Linked DNA regions of Homo sapiens: region 1 is linked to region 2. A link is an interaction called in ENCODE POLR2A ChIA-PET data of the cell type or tissue named here. Cell type or tissue: OCI-LY7. All regions are shown on one strand. Links, peaks and the distances in the headings refer to the core of each region. The heading gives the core; the rest is flanking DNA. Region 1 overlaps CLIP1 (CAP-Gly domain containing linker protein 1). Region 2 holds the start of MORN3 (MORN repeat containing 3).

The links. Peaks named below come from ENCODE experiments on the same cell type or tissue, not always from the same donor. Only the 100,000 strongest peaks of a DNase experiment are listed, where the experiment ranks them.
Region 1: POLR2A ChIA-PET joins it to region 2 with 5 read pairs; 1 of 35 experiments calls an interaction of 5 or more read pairs at or near these places.

What each region holds. Positions count from the first base shown.
Region 1 is chr12:122,332,591-122,340,590 of GRCh38, forward strand. It overlaps CLIP1 (CAP-Gly domain containing linker protein 1), which reads right to left. Exons shown (of 26, transcript NM_001247997.2): 12 at 4,042-4,158; 13 at 2,058-2,115; 14 at 1,437-1,520; 15 at 397-553. Among named protein-coding and RNA genes, the nearest start is that of CLIP1-AS1, 59 kb to the right of the region's middle. In OCI-LY7, for the core only: CTCF peaks have their summits at 3,632 (motif pointing right) and 3,860; a DNase peak (open chromatin) is centred at 3,651.
Region 2 is chr12:121,654,991-121,671,326 of GRCh38, forward strand. MORN3 (MORN repeat containing 3) reads right to left here and starts at 14,664. Exons shown (of 6, transcript NM_173855.5): 1 at 14,349-14,664; 2 at 4,201-4,358. The coding sequence starts at 14,493. It overlaps LOC105370034 (a long non-coding RNA gene), which reads left to right and starts at 9,134. Exons shown (of 3, transcript XR_001749356.2): 1 at 9,134-9,331. RefSeq lists enhancers at 8,964-9,503, 9,217-9,486 and a silencer at 8,997-9,046. In OCI-LY7, for the core only: no CTCF peak of the experiment used is centred there; a DNase peak (open chromatin) is centred at 9,071; H3K4me3 peaks cover 1,571 bases; H3K27ac peaks cover 1,806 bases.

The sequences.
Region 1 (8,000 bases), core at 1-8,000, 670 kb after region 2:
TTGTATTTTTAGTGGAGACAAGGTTTCGCCATGTTGGCCAGGTTGGCCTCGAACTCCTGACCTCAAGTGATCCGCCCACCTCGGCCTCTCAAAGTGCTGGGATTACAGGCATGAGCCACCGCACCCGGCCTTATTATCTTTTCTTTACAAGTCACCAAAAGGTCTATAAATAGTATTGTATTCCTTAATTCTGTTGTTCTTGACAAGTAAGATAGGTAAAATCCATTTTAGAAGGTTAAATAGTTGATTCAAGGACACAATGAGGTAATAACAGAAAAGAACAGAGACGGGAAACTTTAAAACGTAACAATCCTAAACATTTTGTCTCCCCTCCCACCTAGAGCTTGCCGCAGAGCCTAACCTAAGGTCAGCACTCTTTTCAACAGTCACATATACCTTTCTTTCAGACGTAATTCATCGTTCATTTTTGTCAGCTGAGAAGAGTTATCTCCTGACATCTTCATTATTTCTGCAATGTCATTTTCCAGTTTTTCCTTTGCCTTTATCAGCTGCTCTTCTCTCTCATCTTTCTCTCTAAATTTTGCCTCCATATCTAAATATATAGAGAAAAAAAGAATAGCACGGCTGTGTTATATCAACAAAAACTGACTGAGTGTATTCTTGCTCTGGTAATATTTTCACACAGCAATTCTTGTCCTCATAAAAATCACATTCTAGTGAAGAAGGCACACAATAAGCAAGATAACGAAAATAAATCATATAATTAATAGCGGTAAGTGCTAAGAGGAAGGAAAATAAATGCAGGCAAAGGAGCTGGGAAGGAGGTTAGAATCTCAGATGGGGCTTCCCTGAGGTGCTGACATTTCAGGGAAAACCTGAAGGAAGTGAGGGAATGGGGAAAAGCAAGTGCACAGGCTCTGAGAAAGGAACACCCACCACGTCTGAGCACCACAAGGAGGCTGAAGTGGTTGGAGTGGAATGAACAGGGGAAGGGGGTCCCAGATGAAATCCGAGAGATAATAGGGCCTGATCGTGTAAGGATCACGGCTTTCCCTGAGTGGGATGGGAGTCACTGGATGACCTTGAGGAGAGGAGCGACATGATCTGACTTCGTATTAAAAGGATTGCTGTGGCTGCTGTGTTGAGAACAGACCGAAGCCGGCACAGGCAGCAGCAGTGAGCCCCAAGGGTCAGCTGTCAGGGTAGCTCAGATGAAAGATGGCCGTTGGCTTGGAGCAAGGATAGCAGTGGGAGTGGTGAGATGTGGTAGATTCTGGCTCTTGTGAAAACAGAGCAAAGAGGACTTGCTGGAGGTTACAGATCTCAAACAAGTATTTCATCACATTGTTATATCACCATGATGAGTGAAGAGGCTATGCCTGAATAGTACATTTGTTATGTAACATACTACAACTGTCTCGAATACGGGAAAGCCTACTGTATTTAATGTTTAGTCACCAGAGATGTCTTCTTACCTGCTAAGTTTTCTCTCAGCTTCTCCAAGTCAGAAGACAGCATGTTAAACTGTTCCTCCTTTTGGTGTAACTTATTTACAGTTTCTATTTAGGATAAAAGTTAGAAGTTTAATATGTTTCATATTTAATAAGCTATCTGGAGCTTGGCTGTCTTACAACCCAGTCAAATATTATGCTCAAGAGATCTGAGAACACAGGAATACTAAAAAGTCCCCTTACAAATCACATGGCTGTGTCCAGCCTGAAAGAAGCAGGTCTGCCGCTGTCTCTGGCCTCCCTGAATCAGTACTTCAGACAGGCATCAGGCCCTTTCCACTCATCTCTCTTTCCTCCTTCCAGTTAAAACTCAATAAAGCTATCAATGATGAAAGCATAAATAACACTCTTCCCAGGAATACTTACATTTTAATACAGAACAAGCCTTAAGCTAAAAGAAGAAAAAATTGGGAGTTTGAGGCTTCAGGAAACCAATGGAAGCCAGTCTTTCTGAGCACGGCAGGAACTTCCAGGAGAGTGAAATTAGGCTACGAGCAGTGTAACTCTGTGCACTCCACAGGTCAGCTCCAGTATGAAAGAATGATATTTTTTAAAGCAATCTGCACACGCTCTGGTAAGACATACCTTGCATACTTCTCTGAACAGAGACTGCCTCCTCTGAAGCTTCAGCAAACTTTTCTTTCTAAAGAAAAAGAATGAGAGATTCTGAACAGAAAGATTTCAAATTGTAAAGACAAGAAGTTTCTATCAATTATAACTACGATACTGTCTACTTTTTGTTGCTGGTCTTGTTTTATTAAAACTAATACACCTCAAACATATGACACCAATTACTACATGTGGGTCATAAACATGTGCATGTATACACACAAAAGAGTGCAGTTTGCATGTGTGTGTATGGACATGTGGGAAGGCAGGTTCACCAGCATGCCCATGTAGGCATGTTCGTACTTAGGTAAGTACATGCATGTGCGTGTATACATAGGGTGCACGTGCATGCTTCATGTTGCCACCTCTCAAACAGCAGACCTTCTCTTCAGAAATCTGTGTGAAATGGTGAACAAAGCTCTGAAGTTTGTTATTTCTGAGAGTAATCTAATATCTTGAATCTAGGTCTGTGTCGCTACTTTTGAAACTGAAAAGGCCCATAAGTCACTTACAGTTCAAGGTCTTTTCTAAACATGACAATAGGCCAAGCTAAAAATCACTCTCCTGGTTGTCCTGAGATGAACTTCGAGCTAGCTACATCAAGAAGGTTGTTACATGAGTATTTCTAACTAGATAGGATTATGAAAAGATGGTGCAGGGGCCACAGTGCATCCAAGCCCACAGGCTGCCCCCTGTGCCATCCCACAGCCAGACTCAAGGTGGCATGTCTTGTCCTAAGATATACGGAAGGATACTCTAACTTAGGGGGAAAAAAAAAAAGGCAAGGCATCCTAAAAGCTTGGGAGGAGGGCAGAGAAGCAATGAACTCAAAACATTTTCTTAAAGGACACCAGGCTGGGCGCAGTAGCTCACGCCTATAATCCCAGCACTTTGGGAGGCCGAGGAGGGCAGATCACTTGAGGTCAGTCGTTCAAGACCAGCCTGGCCAACATGGAGAAACCCCATCTCTACTAAAAATACAAAAATTAGCCAGTCGTGGTAACAGGCGCCTGTAATCCCAGCTACTCAAGAGGCTGAGGCAGGAGAATTTCTTGAACCTGGGAGGCAGAGGCTGCAGTGAGCCGAGATCGCGCCACTGCACTCCAACCTGGGCAACAGAACAAGACTCTGTCTCAAAAAAAAAAAAAAGATCACACACGTTAATTCACACTGTTAATAGCACAGAAGTGTAATGAACAGCGAAGAGGAAGGGATGTGGAGGACCTGGGACAGCTGACCCTGCGTGGCACATATACCTCGTCTAGTTTCTCCATAAGCCTCTGGCTTTTCTTTCCATGGCATGTGGGTGGGTACCACTGGCACTACTCATGAGTATCAGCCTTGTTTAAACTCGGGTTTTCAGTGCAGGAGGCAAGTAGGAAGGAACAGAGTTGAGAAAAGGTAAAAAATATACATATGCCATACAACTTGAGATTAAGGAAAGAGAAAACATATAAAAGGGAAGGTAATTTTCTGAGATGGAATAAACTGAGTTAGATTTATTTTAATTTATTTAATTAGACAGCAAGCATCCTGCCTCGCCAACAGAGGGCGCCTACGGCCCAGTACAGCTACTGCCCTGATAATCACAGTTTAGGGGCCTCATTCAATATGAAGGGGCCTCATTCAATATGAAACCTAACTGTGTTCGATGTATAACTTGGAAGGGCTCTGTGTTTAGTAAAACTAAGTAGTCAATAACATTTCAAAGCAGTGCGTTACCAAAGGCGAAGGGATAGATTAAAAAAAAAAAAAAAAAAAAGTAATACCTACCTTTGTTGTTTGGGTTTGATCCGATTCCCCTCAAAGGACAATATTTATCAGCCAATAACTAATACACTCAAGTTGAATCAACACTTAGAAAGAGAAAGGAAACAGCTACAATATTTCTTACTGGAGGATTTTTTAAAACAGGAAATGGCCAGAAACCCTGAGATTCAGATTCCCAACAGGTACTTACCAAAATCTGAAGTTCTTTTTCCAAAGTCTCTTTCACTTGACTGACTTCACTCAAATTTTCCTGAAGGTTAGTAAGCTTTAGCTCTCTCCCCTGGAGCTCTCTGGTAATGCTACTAGCCTAACACACAGTGTTACATGGTATAGAAGCAAATGAACAAAAGGAAAACAAAAGAGAATGAGAAGAAAAAAATAAACAAATGTAAAAAACTTATGAGAAACATAAAACAAAACTGAAAGGAATACAAATTTGGTGTTGGTTTTTAATTCTAAGAAGTCAATGACTTTTCAAACAATCAGTTCTATGATATGATTTCCTAATGGCTATTTTTGTGTTTTTTTTTTTTTCTCTTTCTTTCTGACACAGGGTCTCCCCTGTCACCCAGGCTAGAGTGCAGTGGTGTGATCATGGCTCACTGCAGCCTTAGAACTCCTGAGTTCAAGTGATCTTCCAGCACCAGCCTCCTAAGCAGCGGAGATTACAGGCACGTGCCACTACAGCTAATGTTTAAAAAATTTTTTTACAGATGGGGTCTCTGGCTGGGCTCGGTGGCTAATGCCTGTAATCCCAACACTTTGGGAGGCTGAGGCAAGTGGATCATTTGAGGTCAGGAGTTCAACACCAGCCTGGCCAATATGGTGAAACCCTATCTCTACTAAAAATACAAAAATTAACTGGGCATGGTGGCACGCTCCTGTAATCCCGCTACTTGGGAGGCTGAGGCAGAAGAATCGCTTGAGCCTGGGAGGCGGAGGTTGGGTGAGCCGAGACCAGACCACTGCACTCCAGTCTGGGTGACACAGTGGGACTCTGCCTCAAAAAAAAAAAAAAAAGAAAGAAAAGAGAGATGGGGTCTCACCATGCTGCCCAGGCTGGTCTCAAACTCCTAGACCCAAGCAATCCTCTTATTTTGGACTCTCAAAGTGCTGGGATTAGAGGCATGAGCCACTGTGCCCAGAGACTATTTTTAAATAGTCAAAATAGACTATTTTTCTATACTTCATTGTAACTTGGAGTATCAGCATGATCTAAAGCAGAAGGTGTGGATGCTTACTTTCTAAATGAGCTACTTGAGCAATTTCATTTCCTAGACTTTAAAAACCTTGGCTGGTCACGGTGGCTCACGCCTGTAATCCCAGCACTTTGGGAGGCAGAGGTGGGCGGATCACGAAGTCAGGAGATCGAGGCCATCCTGGCCAACATGGTGAAACCCCATCTCTACTAAAAATATAAAAAATTAGCCAGGCGTGGTGGCACGCACCTGTAGTCCCAGCTACTCAGGAGGCTGAGGCAGGAGAATCGCTTGAACCTGGGAGGTGGAGGCTACAGTGAGCCGAGATCATGCCACTGCACTCCAGCCTGGGCCACAGAGCGAGACTCTGTCTCAAAAAAAAAAAAAACAAAACCAAAACCAAAAAACCTTAAGGCCAGGCACAGTGGCTCACACCTGTTATCCCAGCACATTGGGAGGCCGAGGTCAGCAGATCTCAGCTGAGGTCAGGAGTTCAAGACCAGCCCGGCCAACGTGGTGAAATCCTGTCTCTACTAAAAATACAAAAATTAGCCAGGCGTGGTGGCACACACCTGTGATCCCAGCTACTGGGGAAGCTGAAGCAGGAGAATCCCTTGAGCCTGGGAGGCGGAGGCTGCAGTGAGGGTGACAGAACGAGACTCTGTCTTAAAAAATAAATAAATAAAAACAAAAACCTTAAGATGCGAATATATGTGGTCTACATTATTTTCTCTATTTGTGTATATGCTTAAAGTAGTTTGACATTTAAATAAAATTTAAAAATCCACTGGACAGGCAAGGTGCAGTGGCTGAAGCCTATAATCCCAGCACTTTGGGAGGCCGAGGTCAGTGGATCACTTGAGGTCAGGAGTTCGAGACCACCCTGGCCAACATGGTGAAACCCTCTCTCTATTAAAAATACAAAAATGAGCCAGGCATGATGGCGGGCGCCTGTAATCCTGGCTACTCGGGAGGCTGAGGCAGGAGAATCGCTTGAACCTGGGAGGTGGAGGTTGCAGTGACTCGAGATTGTGCCACTGCACTCCAGCCTGCGCAACAGAGTGAGACTGTCTCAAAAAAACAGAACAAAACAAAACAAAAAAATCCACTGGACAATAGTCATTAGAACTTGGCTTTCATGAAATCTTGATGTTAAAAAGTAAACTAGCATTAGCTAAATATTATCTTCTAATTAATTTTTGTGTTTTGATTAGTATTTCGGAACCACATGAGGAGATTTGAGAAAAATTTCCTGTAACCAGTTTGTCATCTTCGACTATGGTTAGTTAGCAATTTTTTGCTGTTTGTCAGTCCTCACCTCACCCCATTTAACCATCACAACCCTTCCTTCTTTGCCAATAGAGCAGCTTCTCCCACAAAAAAGTTCAGAACATTGAGCATCAATACCAGTGCCTCAACTAGTGGCAGGACTGGGAAACAATTCCTCGAACCACCTTTAAAGATAAAGATGACATTTAACAAGGCTAGTTAGTAAGGAATGCAGCTGGCGAATGTTTCACGTAATTTCCTAAGCCTTGACCACATGCACACTTGTTCAGTATTTCCCCCAGAAAAGGAGGGGACAGATCATGTTCTCATTATGCCACAGAAAAAAACTCCAATGAGATTTCTGCCATGCAAAGGGCTCCAAGCTCTTACCCTTAATTTTGCTGTGAATGTTATTTATCACAGCATGGGTTTTTTTTTGTTTTTTGGAGATGGAGTCTTGCTCTGTCGCCCAGGATGGGGTACAGTGGCACGATCTCAGCTCACTGCCACCTCCACCTCCCGGGTTCAAGCAATTCTTGTGCCTCAGCCTCCTGAGTAGCTGGGACTACAGACGCACACCACCACACCTGGCTAATTTTTGTATTTTTAGTAGACAGGGGCCAGGCTGGACTCAAACTCCTGACCTCAACTGATCCGCCTGCCTCAGCCTCCCAAAGCACTGGGATTACAGGCATGAGCCACCTTGCCCGGCCAACATGTTAATTTATAATAGTCAAGAAGCACTGAATTCAGTCTGTTTTTATACATAACCCTATAGATAAGCAATTACAGTCATGCATTGCTTAAGAACCAGGATATCTTATGAGAAATGCATCATTAGGCATTTCATTGTTGTGGGGACATCACAGGGTGCACTTACACACACCTAGAAGGTATAGTCTACTACACACCTGGGCTACGTGGCACAGCCTATTGTTCCTATACTATAAACCTGTATAAAATGTTACTGTACTGAATGTTGTAGGCAACTGTAACACAATGCTAAGTATTTGTGTATCAAAGCATATTTAAACATACAAAAGGTAAAGATACCATATTACAATCTTATGGAACCGCCTTTGTTTATGTGGTCCATTGTTGATTGAAACATCATTATGTGGCACCTGACTATATGTGGTTAGAAGAGGAGGAGATGATCTTTTAAGCTTTTTTTTTTTTTTTCCTTTAGACAGAGTCTTGCTCTGTCTCCCAGGCTGGAGTGCAGTGGAATAATCTCAGGTCACTGCAACCTCCGCCTCCCGGGTTGTTCAAGTGATTCTCCTGCCTCAGCCTCCTGGGTAGCTGGGATTACAGGTGTCCGCCACCATGCCAGGCTAATTTTGTATTTTTAGTAGAGATGGGGTTTCACTATGTTGGCCAGGCTGATCTCGAACTCCTGACCTCAGGTGATCACCTGCCTCAGCCTCCCAAAGTGCTGGGATTACAGGCGTGAGCCACTGCGCCTGGCCGATCTTTTGAGTTTCTGTTCATTCATTCATCTTAACACCATAGTGTTAGGGCATTCTTTATTTTAAACAGATTATAGACTGGAGCTAAGCTTAAATTAGAAGTCACAGCATAGCCCAGAGATAAATAGATCAGGTACCCAGATAACAGGCAACCAAAATAAATTCACATGGTTGAGCCATTATTTTCTCTAATCTCCTCAGATGAAACCATA
Region 2 (16,336 bases), core at 5,146-13,145:
CCCACCCTCTCCTCTCTCATCCCCACCACACCATGCGCCATGCAGCCCCTACAGCGCCGGAGGACTCTTTAAATCGCCCATCTAGGCTGGGCGCTGTGGCTCACCGGCTCACTTTAGGAGGCTGAGGTGGGTGGATCACTTGAGGTCAGGAGTTTGAGACCAGCCTGGCCAACATGGTGAAACCCCATCTCTACCAAAAATACAAAAAATTAGCTGGGCGTGATGGCGGCGCCTGTGATCCCAGTTACTGGGGAGGCTGAGGCAGGAGAATCACTTGAACCTGGGAGATGGAGGTTGCAGTGAGCTGAGAATGCACGGTAGCCTAGGTGACAGGGTGAGACGCTATCTCAAAAAAAAAAAAAATCGCCCATCTGATCATGCTCGCCCCCCTCCCACTCTTATTTTGACCCAGAAAAATGAACATAAACACCATACTTAGCCTGGCGTGGTGGCTTACGCCTATAATCCCAGCACTTTGGGAGGCCGAGGCAGATGGATCACCTGAGGTCAGGAGTTTTAGACCAGCCTGACCAACGTGGCAAAACCCTGTCTCTATTAAAAATATAAAAAATTAGCTGAGTGTGGTGGTGGGCACCTGTAATACTAGCTACTTGGGAGGCTGAGGCAGAAGAATTGCTTGAACCCAGGAGTCGGAGGTTGCAGTGAGCCCAGATCGTGCCATTGCACTCCCACCTGGGCAACAGAGCAAGACTGTCTCAAAAAACAAACAAACAAACAAACAAAAAACACCACACTTAGGCTGGGCGCTGTGGCTCACGCTTGTAATCCCAGCACTTTGGGAGGCCAAGGCAGGCGGATCACAAGGTCAGGAGATCGAGACCATCCTGGCTAACATGGTGAAAACCCGTCTCTACTAAAAATACAAAAAAATTAGCTGGGTGTGGTGGTGGGTGCCCGTAGTCCCAGCTACTCGGGAGGCTGAGGCAGGAGAAGGCCGTGAACCAGGAGGCGGAGCTTGCAGTGAGCCAAGATCGCGCCACTGTACTCCAGCCTGGGCAACAGAGAAAGACTCCGTCTCAAAAAACAAAAAACACCACACTTAGTGTCCAACCACAGGGAAACAAGGTCTGTTTGCAGATCACACCCGAGGAGGTTGGGTTGAGAAGCCAAGTCTACTCCTCAAAATCCTGATTTCCCACATATCCCTGAGGGCCCCCGCAACTCTTCTCCTCACTCCTGTCCCAGGGCAGACACACTCTGCTGTTTTACATCTCGTTCCCTTTGCTATTTTTTTGCCTCCCATCTTTCTCCCTTTTTTTTCTTCCTGGCTAACTCCTAGCATCTTTTAGTGTCACCTCCTACAGGAAGCCTGCCCTGAATTCCCTCTTTTTGAGACAAGTCTTGCTCTGTTGTCCAGGCTGGAGTGTAGTGGCACCACCATAGCTCACTATAACCTCAGCCTCCTGAGATCAAGCAATCCTCCTGCCTCAGCCTTTTGAAAAGTTGGGACTACAGATGTGCACCACAACATCTAGCTAATTATTATTATTATATAGTTTTATTTATTTATTTATTTATTTTGAGATGGAGTCTCACTCTGTTGCCCAGGCTGAAGTGCAGTGGCGTGATCTCGGTTCACTGCCACCTCTGCCTCCTGGCTTCAAGCGATTCTAATGTCTCCGTCTCCCTAGCTGGGACTACAGGTACACACCACTATGCCCGGCTAATTTTTTTTGTGTTTTTTATTTAGTAGAGACGGGGGTTTCACCATGTTGGCCAGGCTAGTCTCGAACTCCTGACCTCAAGTGATACACCCCTGTCTGCCTCCCAAATTGCTGGGATTACAGGCGTGAGCCATTGTGCTTAGCCTTCTGTCCTGAATTCTCTAGGCTGGGCTTGATGACCTTCCTCTGGGCACCCTGTGAAAACATCCCTCCTAATACCATATTCTACGTAAATTGGTTATTCAGGGCTTTCTCTTCCTACTTGCCAATAAACAATTTGGGAGCAGAGAACATGAAACCCTGGGCTCTACCACTTGCTAGCTGTGTGACTCCAGGCAAGACTGAAACTGCCTTTGCAAAATTATGACTGAGACAGTGAAAGAGATTTAATTTAACTGACTCCATCTTGCTTCTAACCTCTAAGCTGTCCATGTCCATTCCTGGGCTTAAGCTGAACTAACTTTGGGAGAAACTTATAGTTTATAGTTTAAACAAAGACAGTAACAGCCCTTTCCCGAAGACCTCCTTCTTGCCTGGGGACTAGATTGCCTTTGTAGGATTAACATTAGCTACAAGATTATAAATTATGGTTTAGGAGTCATGCAGCTGGAAGCTACAAGATTCTGATCCTCACTAAACTGCTCCTAAGATCAATGCTTAAGATATTTTGCAGACCTTGCACTTGATGGATCAGCTGGCACTACCCAAATCAATAAACTGATTTATGTGATCTTGTGGCTCCCCACCTAGGAACTGACTCAGGGCAAGAAGACAGCTTTGACTCCCTGTGATTTTATCTCTGACCAATCAGCACGCCTGGCTTACTCTTTCCCCCACCCACCAAGTTATCCTTAAAAACTCTGCAGCCAGAATGTTCCGGGAGACTGATTTGAGTAATAATACAACCCAGGGCCAGGCGCGGTGGCTCATGCCCGTAATCTTAGCACTTTGGGAGGCCCAGGCTGGCGGATCACCTGAGGTCGGGAGTTCGAGACCAGCCTGGCCAATATGGAGAAACTCTGTCTCTACTAAAAATACAAAATTAGCAGTGTGTGGTACCACATGCCTGTAATCCCAGCTACTCGGGAGACTGAGGCAGGAGAATCGCTTGAACCCAGGAGGCGGAGGTTGCGGTGAGCCGAGATCACACCATTGCACTCCAGCGTGGCGACAAGAGCGAAACTCCATCTCAAAAAATAAATAAATTAATAATAATAATAATAAAACTCAGGTCTCCCACACAGCCAGTTCTGTGTTAATTACTCTTTCTCTATTGCAATTCCCGTCTTGATGAATCGGCTCTGTCTGGGGAGCAAGAAGACAGCTTTGACTCCCTATGATTTTATCTCTGACCAATCAGCACTCCTGGTTCACTGTCTTTCCCCCACCCACCAAGTTATCCTTAAAAACTCTGCTGCTGGAATGTTCGGGGAGACTGATTTGAGTAATAATACAACTCAAGGCCAGGCACCGGCAAGGTGAACCCCTTGGGCAGTTACAAGACACCTCATCTCTTCGAGCTTGTTTGCTTATCAATAAAATGGGCATGAAGATGATGATGATGATGAGCTGTTGCTGTGAGAGTTAACTGAATATTAAATGTGTTTCAGGCCGGGCGCGGTGGCTCACGCCTGTAATCCCAGCACTTTGGAAGGCCGAGGCGGGCGGATCACGAGGTCAGGGGATGGAGACCATCCTGGCTAACACGGTGAAACCCCGTCTTTACTGAAAATACAAAAAATTAGCCGGGCGTGGTGGCGGGCGCCTGTAGTCCCAGCAACCTGGGAAGCTGAGGCAGGAGAATGGCGTGAACCCGGGAGGCGGAGCTCGCAGTGAGCCAAGATGGCGCCACTGCACTCCAGCCTGGGCGGCAGGATGAGACTCCCTCTCAAAAAAAAAAAAAAAAAAAAAAGTTTTAAATATGTGTTTCAGGCTCACAGTAGCAGTTGCTCAGTTGCAATACTGTTTATTATTAGTGTCTCTGGGACTGATGGTGAGGATTCCTCCACACTTGTGGGAGTAGATGGAGGGAACCTGTGCCCAGCTTGGGTGTTTCCGGGCTGAGCACGCGCCTCTGGCTGGCTTCGGCCCCCCGGGACCCTCCTCTCCTGTCCCCTGCTCTCTTGCTCCCACTTTTCCTACCTCCCTTTTATTCAGGCCCAGCAGAAAGGGGATTCTCAGAAAGTGATACCTGGGGAAAAGAAAGCCAGGAAACGAGGGGGAAAAGGGTGGAGGCGACTTCGTCCCCACAAGCCTGGCTGGCTCCTCGCAACCGCAGGGTTTCGTGGGCTCCTCCCTGGCCTTCTGTTGCTTCCTGTTTCCTGGGTTTTGTTCTGAGAAACTTTGCAATTCCCCCACCCCTTCCTTCTCCCACGAGCAGCACAACCCTGTCCTCCTCCCTGTAGACCTCCCCTCTCTTTTCTCCCAGGCCTCTCTCGGCTTCCCCTAAACACACACGCGCGCACACACACACACACACACACACACACACACCCCGGCTGGCAGGCCTGCTCACCGATTTCTTATCACCTTTCCACCAGCCTGAGTAGACTCTCCTGCACTTTCCTGTCTGTTGGTCAGGAAGGCTGAGGGTGCCGTAGCCGTCTCGCTTCCCAAACTTCCAGTCCCCCTCATAGATGGCTCCTTTCTTCTTCCAGACCTGTGTTCCTTTCCCTGGTGACACACAGATGGGCAATGCTGCAGACATGGCCGCCGGGGGGTGGGGGTGGTGTGCCTGCCTGAGCCTCAGGGGCCCCCAACTAGACGAATCTAGAGAGCTGGGACAGGCTCTGCGCATCATCCTAGACACCAAGTACCCAGGAGAAGGCCAGGAAAGTTCCATTTCTTTCTTTCTTTCTTTCTTTCTTTTTTTTTTTTGAGGCAGTGTCTCACTCTGTCGCCCAGGCTGGAGTGCAGTGGCGCGATCTCAGCTCACTGCAACCTCTGCCTCCCGGGTTCAGGAGATACTCCTGCCTCAGCCTCCAGAGTAGCTAGGACTACAGGTGTGCGCCAACACACTTAGCTAATTTTGTGTTTTAGTAAAGATGGGGTTCCATGTTGGCCAGGCAGGTCTGAAACTCCTGACCTCAAGTGATATGCCCACCTCGGTCTCCCAAAGTGCTGGGATTACAGGCGTGAGCCACTGCGTCCGGCCAGAGGTAATTCTCTTATTTGTTGATTAGTGTCGCATGCCTGTCTTTTCCAGGAGAATGTGAGCTGCAGGAGGGCACAGACTTTGGTCTGTTTTGTTCCCTGCACTGAAAAACTGTGCCTGGAGGCTGGGTGCAGTGGCTCGAGCCTGTAATCCCAGCACTTTGGGAGGCTGAGGCGGGTGGATCACCTGAGGTCAGGAGTTCGAGACCAGCCTGACCAAAATGGCGAAACCCTGTGTCTACTAAAAATACAAAAATTAGCCAGGCGTGGTGGCAGGCGCCTGTAATCCCAGCTACTCAGGAAGCTGAGGCATGAGAATCTCTTGAACCTGGGAGGCGTGGGTTGCAGTGAGCCGAGATGACGTCGTTGCAGTGAGCCGAGATGACGTCATTGCACTCCAGCCTGGGAGACGAGCGAAACTCCATCTCAAAATCAAACAAACAAACAAACAAACTGTTCCTGGCATGTTGTAGGTGACTAATACCTGCTAATTTACTGTTTTCTCTTTTTTTTTCTTTCTTTCTTTCTTTTTTTTTTTTTTGAGACAGAGTCTTGCTGTGTTGCCCAGGCTGAAGTGCAGTGTTGCGATCTCGGCTCACTGCAACCTCCGCCTCCTGGTTCAAGAGATTCTCCTGCCTTAGCCACCCCAGTAGCTAGAATTACAGGTGCCCGCCACCATGCCCAGCTAATTTTTGTATTTTTAGTAGAGACGGGGTTTTACCATATTGGCCAGGCTGGTCTCTAACTCCTGACATCGTGATCCGTCTGCCTTGGCCACCCATAATACTGGGATTGCAGGCATGAGCCACCGCACCCGGCCTTTTTTTTTCTTTCTTTCTTTCTTTTTTTTTTTTTTTAAGACGGAGTTTTGCTATCGTTGCCTGGGCTGGAGTGCAATGGCACGATCTCGGCTCACTGCAACTTCCACCTCTCAGGTACAAGCAATTCTTCCACCTCATCCCCCCAAGTAGCTGGGATTACAGGAATGCACCAGCACGCCTGGCTAATTTTGTATTTTCAGTAGAGACGGGGGTCTCTCCATGTTGGTCAGGCTGGTCTCGAACTCCCGACCTTAGGTGATCTGTCCGCCTCGGCTTCCCAAAGTGCTAGGATTACAGGCGTGAGCCACCGCGCCTGGCCTTTTTCTTTCTTTTTTTTAGACAGGATCTGGCTGTGTTGGCTATGCTGACGTACACAGCTCGCTGCAGCCTCAACCACCCAGGCTCAAATGATCCTTCTGCCTCAGCCTCCTGAGTAGCTGAGACCACAGGTGCATGCCACTACACCTGGCTAATTTTTTAAAAAAATTTTATAGAGGCAGAGTCTCTCTATGTTGCCCAGGCTGGTCTCAAACTACTGGGCTCAAGCAGTCCTCCTGCCTAGGCTTCCCAAAGTATTGGGATTACAGGCATGAGGCACCACACCAGGCATTTCTTTCTTTTTAGAGATGGGGTCTTGCTATGTTACCCAGGCTGGTCTTGAACTCTTGAGCTAAAGAGATTCTCCCTTCTCAGCCTCTCGACGAGCTGGGAATACAAGCACACACCAGTACACCGAGCTTAATACATATTTAACAAAACGATGAATAAAATATTTGTGGAGTACCAATATTGGTCAATTCATGTCTGGGTCCTTGGTAACCCAGGAACAAATTCAACATTATCCCTCTGAGCTTTGTGACCTTGACCAAGTAAGTTAATTCTTTGGGTCTCTCTGAGCCTCAGATATCTCAGCTGTAAAATGGGTATAAGAATATCTTATGGGGGGGCTGGGCGCAGTGGCTCACGCCTGTAACCCAGCAGTTTGGGAGGCCGAGGCGCGCTGATCACTTGAGGTCAGGAGTTTGAGACCAGCCTGGCCAACATAGTGAAACCTGGTCTCTACTAAAAATACAAAAATTAGCTGGGCGTGGTGGTGCTTGCCTGTAATCCCAGCTACTCTGGAGGCTGAGGTAGGAGAATCACTTGAATCTGGGAGGTGGAGGTTGCAGTGAGCTGAGATGGCGCCACTGCACTCCAGCTTGGGCGACAGAGTGAGACTGTGAAAGAAAGAAAGAGAAGGAGAGAGGGAGGGAGGAAGGGAGGAAGGGAGGAAGGAAGGAAGGGAAGAAAGAAAGAAAACGTGCCATTTGTGACAACATGGATGAATCTGGAGGACATTATGCCAAGTGAAATAAGCCAAGCAGAGAAAGACAAATACTGCATGATTTTACTTATATGTGGAATCTAAAAAGTCAAACTCATAGAAACAGTAAAATAGCAATTAGCAGGGGCTGGTGGGGTGGGGAAAATGTGGAGATGTTCTGTCAAAGGGTGCATACTTTTTGTTACAAGATGTACAAGATTTGGAGACCTAAGGCTGGGCACAGTGGCTCACTCCTATAATCCCAGCAATTTGGGAGGCTGAGGCAGGTAAATCACTTGAGGCTAGAAGTTCAAGACTAGCCTGGGCAACATGGTTAAGCCCTGTCTCTACTAAATATACACAAATTAGCCTGGTGTGGTGGCGCATGCCTATAATCCCAGCTACTCAGTAGGTTGAGGTAGGAGAATTGCTTGAACGTCAGAGGCAGAGGTTGCAGTGAGTGAGATTGCGCCACTGCACTCCAGCCTGGACGACAGAGCGAGACTGTCTCAAAACAAACAGGTCGGGTGCGGTGGCTCGTGTCTGTAATCCCAGCACTTTGGGAGGCCGAGGCAGGCGGATGATGAGGTCAGGAGATCGAGACCATCCTGGCCAACATGGTGAAACCCCGTCTCTACTAAAAATACAAAAATTAGCTGGGCATGGTGGTGAGCACCTGTAATTCTAGCTACTGGGGAGGCTAAGGCTGGAGAATCTCTTGAACCAGGAGGCGGAGGTTGTAGTGAGCCGAGATCGCAACACTGCACTTCAGGCTGGGCAAGAGTGAGACTGAAAAAAAAAAAAAACGCCGGGCATGATGGCTCACACCTGTAATCTCAGTACTTTAGAAGGCTGAAGCGGGCAGATCACCTGAGGTCAGGAGTTCAAGAACAGCCTGGCCAACATAGTGAAAGTCCCAGCTACTTGGGAGGTTGGAGGCAAGAGAATCATTTGAACCCGGGTGGCAGAGGTTGCAGTGATCCAAGATCGCACCACCGCCCTCCAGCCTGGCAACAGAGCGGGACTCCGTCTCAAAAAGACAAAACAAAACAAAAACAAAGATCTGGAGACCTGGTGTACAGCATCGTTCTATATTAATACTGTATTGGTGTATTGGATACTGTACTTGAAATTTGCTAAGAGAATAGATCTTAATTGTTCTCCCCACACACAAACAAAATGGTAATAATGTGAGGAGATGGATATGCTAATTACTTTGATTGTACTAATAATTTCGAAATGTAGACTTTTTTTTTTTTTTTTGAGACAGAGTTTCATTCTTGTTGCTCAGGCTGGAGTGCAACGGTGCAATCTCGGCTCACTGCAACCTCCGCCTCCTGGGTTCAAGCGATTCTCCTGTCTCAGCCTCCTGAGTAGCTGGGATTACAGGCATGCGCCACCACGTTTGGCTAATTTTGTATTTTTAGTAGAGACGGTGTTTCCCCATGTTGGCCAGGCTGGTCTCCAACTCACGACCTCAGGAGATCCACCCATCTCAGCCTCCCAAAGTGCTGGGATTACAGGCGTAAGCCACTGCGTCCGGCCTTCGAAATGTAGACTTTTAAGAAAATATCTTACTACACATCTTAAGTATATACAATTTTTCTTTGTCAATCATACCGCAATAAAGCCGAGGGAGAAAAGATTCAATTTGTGAGCAATTACGGGACCATTCTAATTTTCTGAAAAGAAAAACAGTATCTCATGGGGTTGTTTCTTATCACTAGATTCCAGGATATGTGTACAGCACTTAGAGCCTACAAGTAGGAAATACGATGTCAATGTTAGCCTTTATTGGTTTTTTTTATTTTTTTATTTTTTTTTTCCTCTCTCAAATCATGGGAGCCTTTGTTATTATTTTTGCCCTTGGGGAGCCCATGGTCTGGTAGGGCCCAACCACATTGTAGGGGCTGTTGGGTTGTTTGCGTTTGTCCTGCCCCTCACTTCCTCCTGGTTTTATTTCCTTTGGGGACACCACTCTCCCACTCTAAACCCCCAAGGTTTGGGTGGCTGACTCCGCCCCCTGGCAGGCCTACCCAATCAGTGTATTCTACCCACCAGGCTGCTGTGATTGGGTCAGTGCAGGCCACCTGACCCAAGTTGGTCCAATGAGACTCCGTGTAAGTCCATTTGGGCCACCACACCCACCCGGGCCTGCAAGGGGAGGAAGCTGACTTAAGAAGGAACTCAACGCAGAGGAAAGCAAAATGGAGACATGGAGGGAGACGCCAAGTTCCAGTGACATTAAGCCCCTGAATCCCACCATGGCTGAACTTGCATTACTGAAGCCCTCCTGAGTTGAATTTCTGCCTCTTGCAAATGAAAGAGGCCTGATGAATACCCACATAGTTCAATTTCAATATACGAAGGTAGGCACTGAGATTTCAATATCAGAAGAAGGGCACTTGGTCAAATCTGGGGACTCAGAGACTTCCTGGAGGGGGTGACGTTGGGGCCAGGAAGGGCAGTCCAGGCACAGGGAACTGCATGAGTAAAGGCAAAGAGGTTTGAAAATGATGGTTGCAGCCGGGCGAGGTGGCTCACGCCTGTAATCGCAGCACTTTGGGAGGCCAAGGCGGGCGGATCACTTGAGGTCGGGAGTTCGAGACCAGCCTGGCCAACATGGCGAAATCTCGTCTCTACTGAAGATACAAAAATTAACCGGGCATGGTAGCAGGTGCCTGTAATCACAGCTACTTGGGAGGCAGGAGAATCGCTTGAACCCAGGAGCAACAGAGTGATTGGCTAGCCAATACATTGATTGGCTAGGCCTGCTAGGGGGGCGGAGTCAGCCCACCCGAACCTTGGGGATTTAGAGTGGGAGAGGGGTGTCCCTAAAGGAAATAAAACCGGGAGGAAGTGAGGGGCAGGACAGGCGAAAACAACCTGTTTTTTTTTTTTTTTTTGTAGCCCCTACCAAAAAAAAAAAAAAAAAGACACTGATGGATGCTCATGACTATGCCTTCCGTGGGTGGCTTCAGTCTCTCCTACCGCAGGCAAATGCAGGAGACACATGGGAATCAATAGGCTGGGAATTAGAGGGGAAAGGTGCTTTTTCTCTGCTAGTCCATTTTGAAAAATCTCATCTCAATTTTTTGATTTGCCCAGTTGGATTACGTGCTCATTTCTGTGACCAAGGTAGCAGGGGCCTGTTATTAGAAGAAGGTGAAGAGTGAGAGCAGGAGGCATCCAACAGTCGAGTTAGGGGTTGATACGCACAGTATATGGCCTGTGCTGGGGAAAGTCCCTAGCCTAACAGTACTGGAGTACCTCGTATAGGAGTCCTGAGACCTGGTTTTAAGATCTCGCGTTTTCTTTTTCTTTCCTTTTTTTTTTTTTTTTTTTTTTTTTTTTTTGAGACGGTGTCTCGCTCTGTCGCCCAGGCTGGAGTGCACTGGCGCGATCTCGGCTCACTGCAAGCTCCGCCTCCCAGGTTCACGCCATTCTCCTGCCTCAGCCTCCTCAGTAGCTGGGACTACAGGCGCCCGCCACCACGCCCGGCTAATTTTTTGGATTAGAAAACGCGAGGTCTTGGCCGGGCGCGGTGGCTCACGCCTGTAATCCCGGCACTTTGGCAGGCTGAGGCGGGCGGATCACGAGGTCAGGAGTTCGAGGCCAGCTAACCAACATGGTGAAACCTCGTCTCTACTGAAAATACAAAAATTAGCTGGGCTTGGTGGCGTGCATCTGTAATCCCAGCTACTCAGGAGGCTGAGGCAGGATAATCGCTTGAACCTGGGAGGCAGAAGTTGCAGTGAGCCGAGATCACACCATTGCACTCCAGCCTGGGCGACAGAATGAGACTCTGTCTCAAAAAAAAAAAAAAAAAAAAAAAGACCTGGCATTTTCTGCTACTGTTTGGGTGACTGAATCAGTTGAGGGTTCGGGGTCCAGACGACCCAACAGAAACCATACTGCACTGTCTTCTGCAGTGCAGTGATGCTGGTTGTCGGAACACTGAAGACCCTAGGACAGTTTGAAATGCTAGTTATTTCAAATAGAGAAAATTTAATACAGGGGATGGAAGAGCTGAGAGTCTGCACAGGACACAGTGAGGCAAACCAAAACTTATCAAGTAGGAAAATAAGGGGAAAAGGCTGGGCATGATGGCTCACACTTGTAATCCCAGAACTTTGGGAGGCCAAGGTGGGCAGATCACTTGAGGTCAGGAATTCGAAACCAGCCTGGCCAACATGGTGAATCCGTGTCTCACTTATTTATTTATTTGTCTTTTTTTTTCTTCCTTTTTGTGGAGAACGGGGTCTCGCTATATTGCCCAAGCAGGCCTTGAACTCCTGGGCTCAAGCTATCTCCCACCTCTGCCTCCCTGAGAGCTGGGATTACAGGCGTGAGCTACCGCACCTGGCAAGTGAATCCCCATCTCTACCAGAAAATACAAAAATTGGCTGGGCGTGGTGGTGTGTGCCTTTAGTCCCAGCTACTTGGGAGGCTGAGGTACAAGAATCACTTGAACCTGGGAAGTGGAGGTTTCAGTGAGCCGAGATCGCAGCACTGCACTCCATCCTGGGCGACAGAGCACAACTCTGTCTCAAACAAGACAAAACTATATCAGGAAGTGAAGAGGATTCCTCCATCCTGTCACTAAGATGCTGGCAGCCATGTGTATCATGCAGAGGTATACTTGCAGGAGGAGAGAAAAAAGGCCAGCCAGGGAGAAGCAGATAGATGGAGAAGTTGTCCTAAGCCTTCCCTGAGGATGGCTCCATTCCTGCCTTTCTAATAATTTGCTTTTATGGGGTGCTTCGTTCTCCTGCTGGATGTCTCTCACCTGGATGTCTGCAAGGGCCTCTGAGGGGTCTTCCTGCCCCCACCTCATTCACAACTAAATAGCCAGCATGGGTGTTATGGGACATGAATCAGATCATGTCATTCCTATGCTCTAAACCCTCCCTGTGTCACAGAGTCAAATCCAAAGTTCTTACCATGGCTGACAGGGTCCTATATGATCTGACTACCCTTCTTCTTTAACCCACAACCTCTTTTTTTTTTTTTTTTTTTTTTGAGATGGAGATTCGTTCTTGGAAACTCCCTGGCTGGAGTGCAATGGCGCAATCTCAGCTCACTGTAACCTCCTCCTCCCAGGTTCAAGCAATTCTCTTATCTCAGCCTCCCAAGTAGCTGGGATTACAGGTGCCTGCCATCATGTCTGGTCTAATTTTTGTATTTTTAGTAGAGACGGAGTTTCACCATGTTGGCTAGGCTGGTCTCGAACTCCTGACCTCAGGCGATATGCCTGTCTCGGCCTCCCAAAGTGCTGGGATTTCAGGCATAAGCGACCGCGCCAGGACTGTTTATCTTGAGGCAGAGTCTTGCTCTGGCACCCAGGCTGGAGTGCAGTGGCATGATATTGGCTCACTGTAACCTCCACCTCCTGGGTTCAAGCAATTCTCCTGCCTCAGCCTCCCTAGTGGCTGGGATTACAGGCGTTCACCACTCGATCCAGCTAATTTTTTGTATTTTTAGTAGAGATGGGGTTTTGCCATGTTGGCCAGCCTGGTGTTGAACTCCTGACCTCAAGTGATCTGCCTGCCTCGGCCTCTCAAAGTGCTGGGATTACAGGTGTGAGCCACTGTCCCCGGCCTGCAACCTCTCTGACCTCCTCCTCTTCCTCACTCTGTTTCACCCACACCGTCCTCCTGGCTGTTCCTTGAACACCCCAGGTATATTCTCTGCTCCAGCTGGTCCTGCCACCTTCTATGCTAGTTCCTGCAAACATCCACTCAGTTACTCCCTCTCCTCCAAGTCTTTTTTTTTTTCTTTTTTTTTTGGAGACGGAGTCTTGCTCTGTCGCCCAGGCTGGAGTGCAGTGGCGAGATCTCGGTTCACTGCAAGCTCCGCCTCCTGGGTTCACGCCATTCTCCTGCCTCAGCCTCCCGAGTAGCTGGGACTACAGGCGCCCACTACCACAGCCAGCTAATTTTTTGTATTTTTAGTAGAGACAGGGTTTCACTGTGTTAGCCAGGATGGTCTCAATCTCCTGACCTCATGATCCGCCCGCCTCGGCTTCCCAAAGTGCTGGGATTACAGGCGTGATCCACCACGCCCAGCCCCACCTGGCCCATTTTTGTATTTTTTTAGTAGAGATGGGATTTCACCATATTGGCCAAGGTGGTCTTGAACTCCTGACCTCAGGTGATCTGCCTGCCTCGGCCTCCCAAAGTGCTGGGATTACAGATGTGAGCCACCACACCCAGCCTGGAACTGGGATCCTAACCCAGGTTTATTTGACTGCAAAGCACTTAACCCAGCAAGGCAGGAGAGCAGGATGGTTAAGAGCACAGAATTGGGCTGGGCGCAGTGGCTAAACGCCTGTAATCCCAGCACTTTGGGAGGCCGAGGCGGGCGGATCACTCGAGGTCGGGAGTTCAAGACCAGCCTGACCAACACGGAGAAACCCCGTCTTACTAAAAATACAAAAGTAGCCAGGCGTGGTGGCACATGCCTGTAATCCCAGCTACTCTGGAGGCTGAGGCAGGAGAATCGCCTGAACTCGGGAGGTAGAGGTTGCGGTGAGCCAAGATCGTGCCATTGCACTCCAGCGTGGGCAACAAGAGTGAAACTCCGTCTAAAAAAATAAAAAGAGCACAGAATCTAGCCAGGCACAGTGACTCCCACTTGTAATCCCAGCAATTCAGGAGGCTTGGACAGGAGGATTGCTTGAGCCCAGGATCTCGAGGCTGCAGTGAGCTATGAAGGCACCACTGCACTCCAGCCTGTTTTTTTGAGACAGAGCAAGACCTTGTCCCCTCAAAAAAAAAGAGTACAGAGTCTGGAATTGCAAGACTGGAGTGAGCAGCAGTGCCACATTTTAAAATAAAAGCTCTTTTTTCTTTATTTTTTTCCCCAGTCAGGATTTAGTTTGTATCAACAGGACCCCTTTGCCCCCTGCTGGTCAGACTTGGAGCCCCAGCTCCTCCTTGTGGGATGGAGTAGGGGGTCCTCCCTTGTGCCTGGCGCTCAGCCCTCTGCAGAGCATCACAGCTGAATGCGAAGCCCAGAACCCCACTGCAAGCTGGCTTCAGGGGCGTGGCTTTTCTTGTTGCCAGCCAGCCCAGTGCTTAACCCAGGTCTCAGAAGGCAGGAACTGAGCCCCCTAGGTCCCAGAGCCCCGGGGGCAGGCCAGTTTCTCAAGACCCTCTGTCCACTGCTGGTCCTGAGACCCTCACTCAGTTGAAGTCAGGGCTGAGTTTGTTCAGAAGCCCCAGCATGTGAAGGCCCCCAGCTGGCCTGGGCCAGCGCTCACCCTGGGGGAGCCTTGGGGACACATCTCATGTCCCCAGTGAGCTCTGCACTCTGCCTTCCTGGCCCTGTTGCCCACTGTGGCTCTGACCCCACTCCGGCCGCCCGTCCCGGAGTCCCACTCACCGTGTTTCACGTTGTCCTTCCACTCGCCCACATAGTAGTCGCCATTCACAGCGTATACCTGGCTCCGCAGGCCGTTCCTCTGGGCCTTCCGGTCCCACCCCTTCCACAGGGACTCCGACTTTTTTGGGCACTTAGAGACTGGCATGGTGGCTGCTTCTGCAAGGCTGGAGGGTGCTGGAAAGGGGTTAGGGACATCTGGGGCTCAGCGCGCCCCGTGTAATGCCGGGATCCTGAGCTCAAGTGGGGAGAGTCATGTGTGTTCTGAGTCCCTGGGGCAGGTGAACAGCCCTTAGTGGGGATCCTTTAGTGCTGGACTGACCTTTGGTTGGCCCCTCCCTTGCCTCTCCTGGGGCCCCCTCCCAGGGGGTCTGATGGCACAATTACTTGGGAATCTAGGGAAACCAGTAGAGCAGGAGGGTTTGTGATGGCATCAGGGAGAAGCTGCCCCCAGGGAGGGGGTGGCGGTCATATATACATATATATATATATATATATTTTTTTTTTTATGTCTTCTAAATATTTTTATTTATTTATGTATTTATTTATTTATTTAGAGATGGAATCTTGCTTTGTTGCCCAGGCTGGAGTGCAGTGGCACCATCTCGGCTTACTACAACCTCTGCCTCCTGGGTTCAAGTGATTCTCGTGCCTCAGCCTCCTAAGTAGCTGGTATTACAGGCGCCCACCACCACGCCTGGCTAATTTTTGTATTTTTAGTAGAGACGGGGGTTTCACCATGCTGGGCAGGTTGGTCTCAATTTCCTGATCTCAAATGATCCATCCACCTCAGCCTCTCCAAGTGCTGGGATTACAGGCATGAGCCACTGAGCCAAATATGAATCCAAAATATGAACCCAAAATATGGGTTACATATTTTGACAATCACACCTAGGAGTAGGGAAAAATAATTCCAGGCAAAGAAAATAGGCAGAGCAAAAGCTGGGAGTGGGGAAACAATCTCAGGTCCTAAATTCTATGCCGTTGGGATTTTTTCTTCTCCCATTTCCAAATATCACATGTACTATTAATCTTTATATGTAAATTAACTCACTTGGCAGAGGTTGCAGTAAGCCGAGATCATGCCGCTGCACGCCAGCTTGGATGACAGAGTGAGAACTTTTCTCAAGAAGAAAATAAAAATAAGTTAACTCACTTTAAAAAAATCAATACATATATTGAAAAAAGGAGGGCCAGGCGCAGTGGCTCATGCCTGTAATCCCAGCACTTTGGGAGGCCGAGGCGGGTGGATCACCTGAGGTCAGGAGTTCGAGACCAGCCTAGTCAACATGGTGAACCCTTGTCTCTACTAAAAATACAAAAATTAGCCAGGCCTGGTGGTACGCGCCTGTAATCCCAGCTACTCAGGAGGCTGAGGCATGAGAACAGCTTGAATCCAGGAGGCGGAGGTTGCAGTGAGCCGAGATTGCACCATTGCACTACAGGTTGGGAGACAGAGCAAGACTCAGTCTTAAAAAATAATAATAAAATAGGCCGGGCTCAGTGGCTCACGCCTGTAATCCCCAGCACTTTGGGAGGCCGAGGCGGATGGATCACCCGAGGTCAGGAGTTCAACACCAGCCTGGCCAACATGGCGAAACCCTGTCTGTACTAAAAATACAAAAATTAGCTGGGTGTGGTGGCGGGCGCCTGTAATCCCAGCTACTCGGGAGGCTGAGGCAGGAGAATCGCTTGAACCAGGGAGGAGAAGGCTGCAGTGAGCCGAGATTGCACCACTGCACTCCAGCCTGGGCGAGACAGAGTGAGACTCTGTCTCAAAAAAAAAAAAAGACTGGGCGCGGTGGCTCACGCCTGTAATCCCAGCACTTTGGGAGGCCGAGGCGGGTGGATCACGAGGTCAGGAGATTGAGACCATCCTGACTAACATGGTGAAACCCCGTCTCTACTAAAAATACAAAAGATTAGCCGGGCGTGGTGGCGGGCGCCTGTAGTCCCAGCTACTCGGGAGGCTGAGGCAGGAGAATGGCATG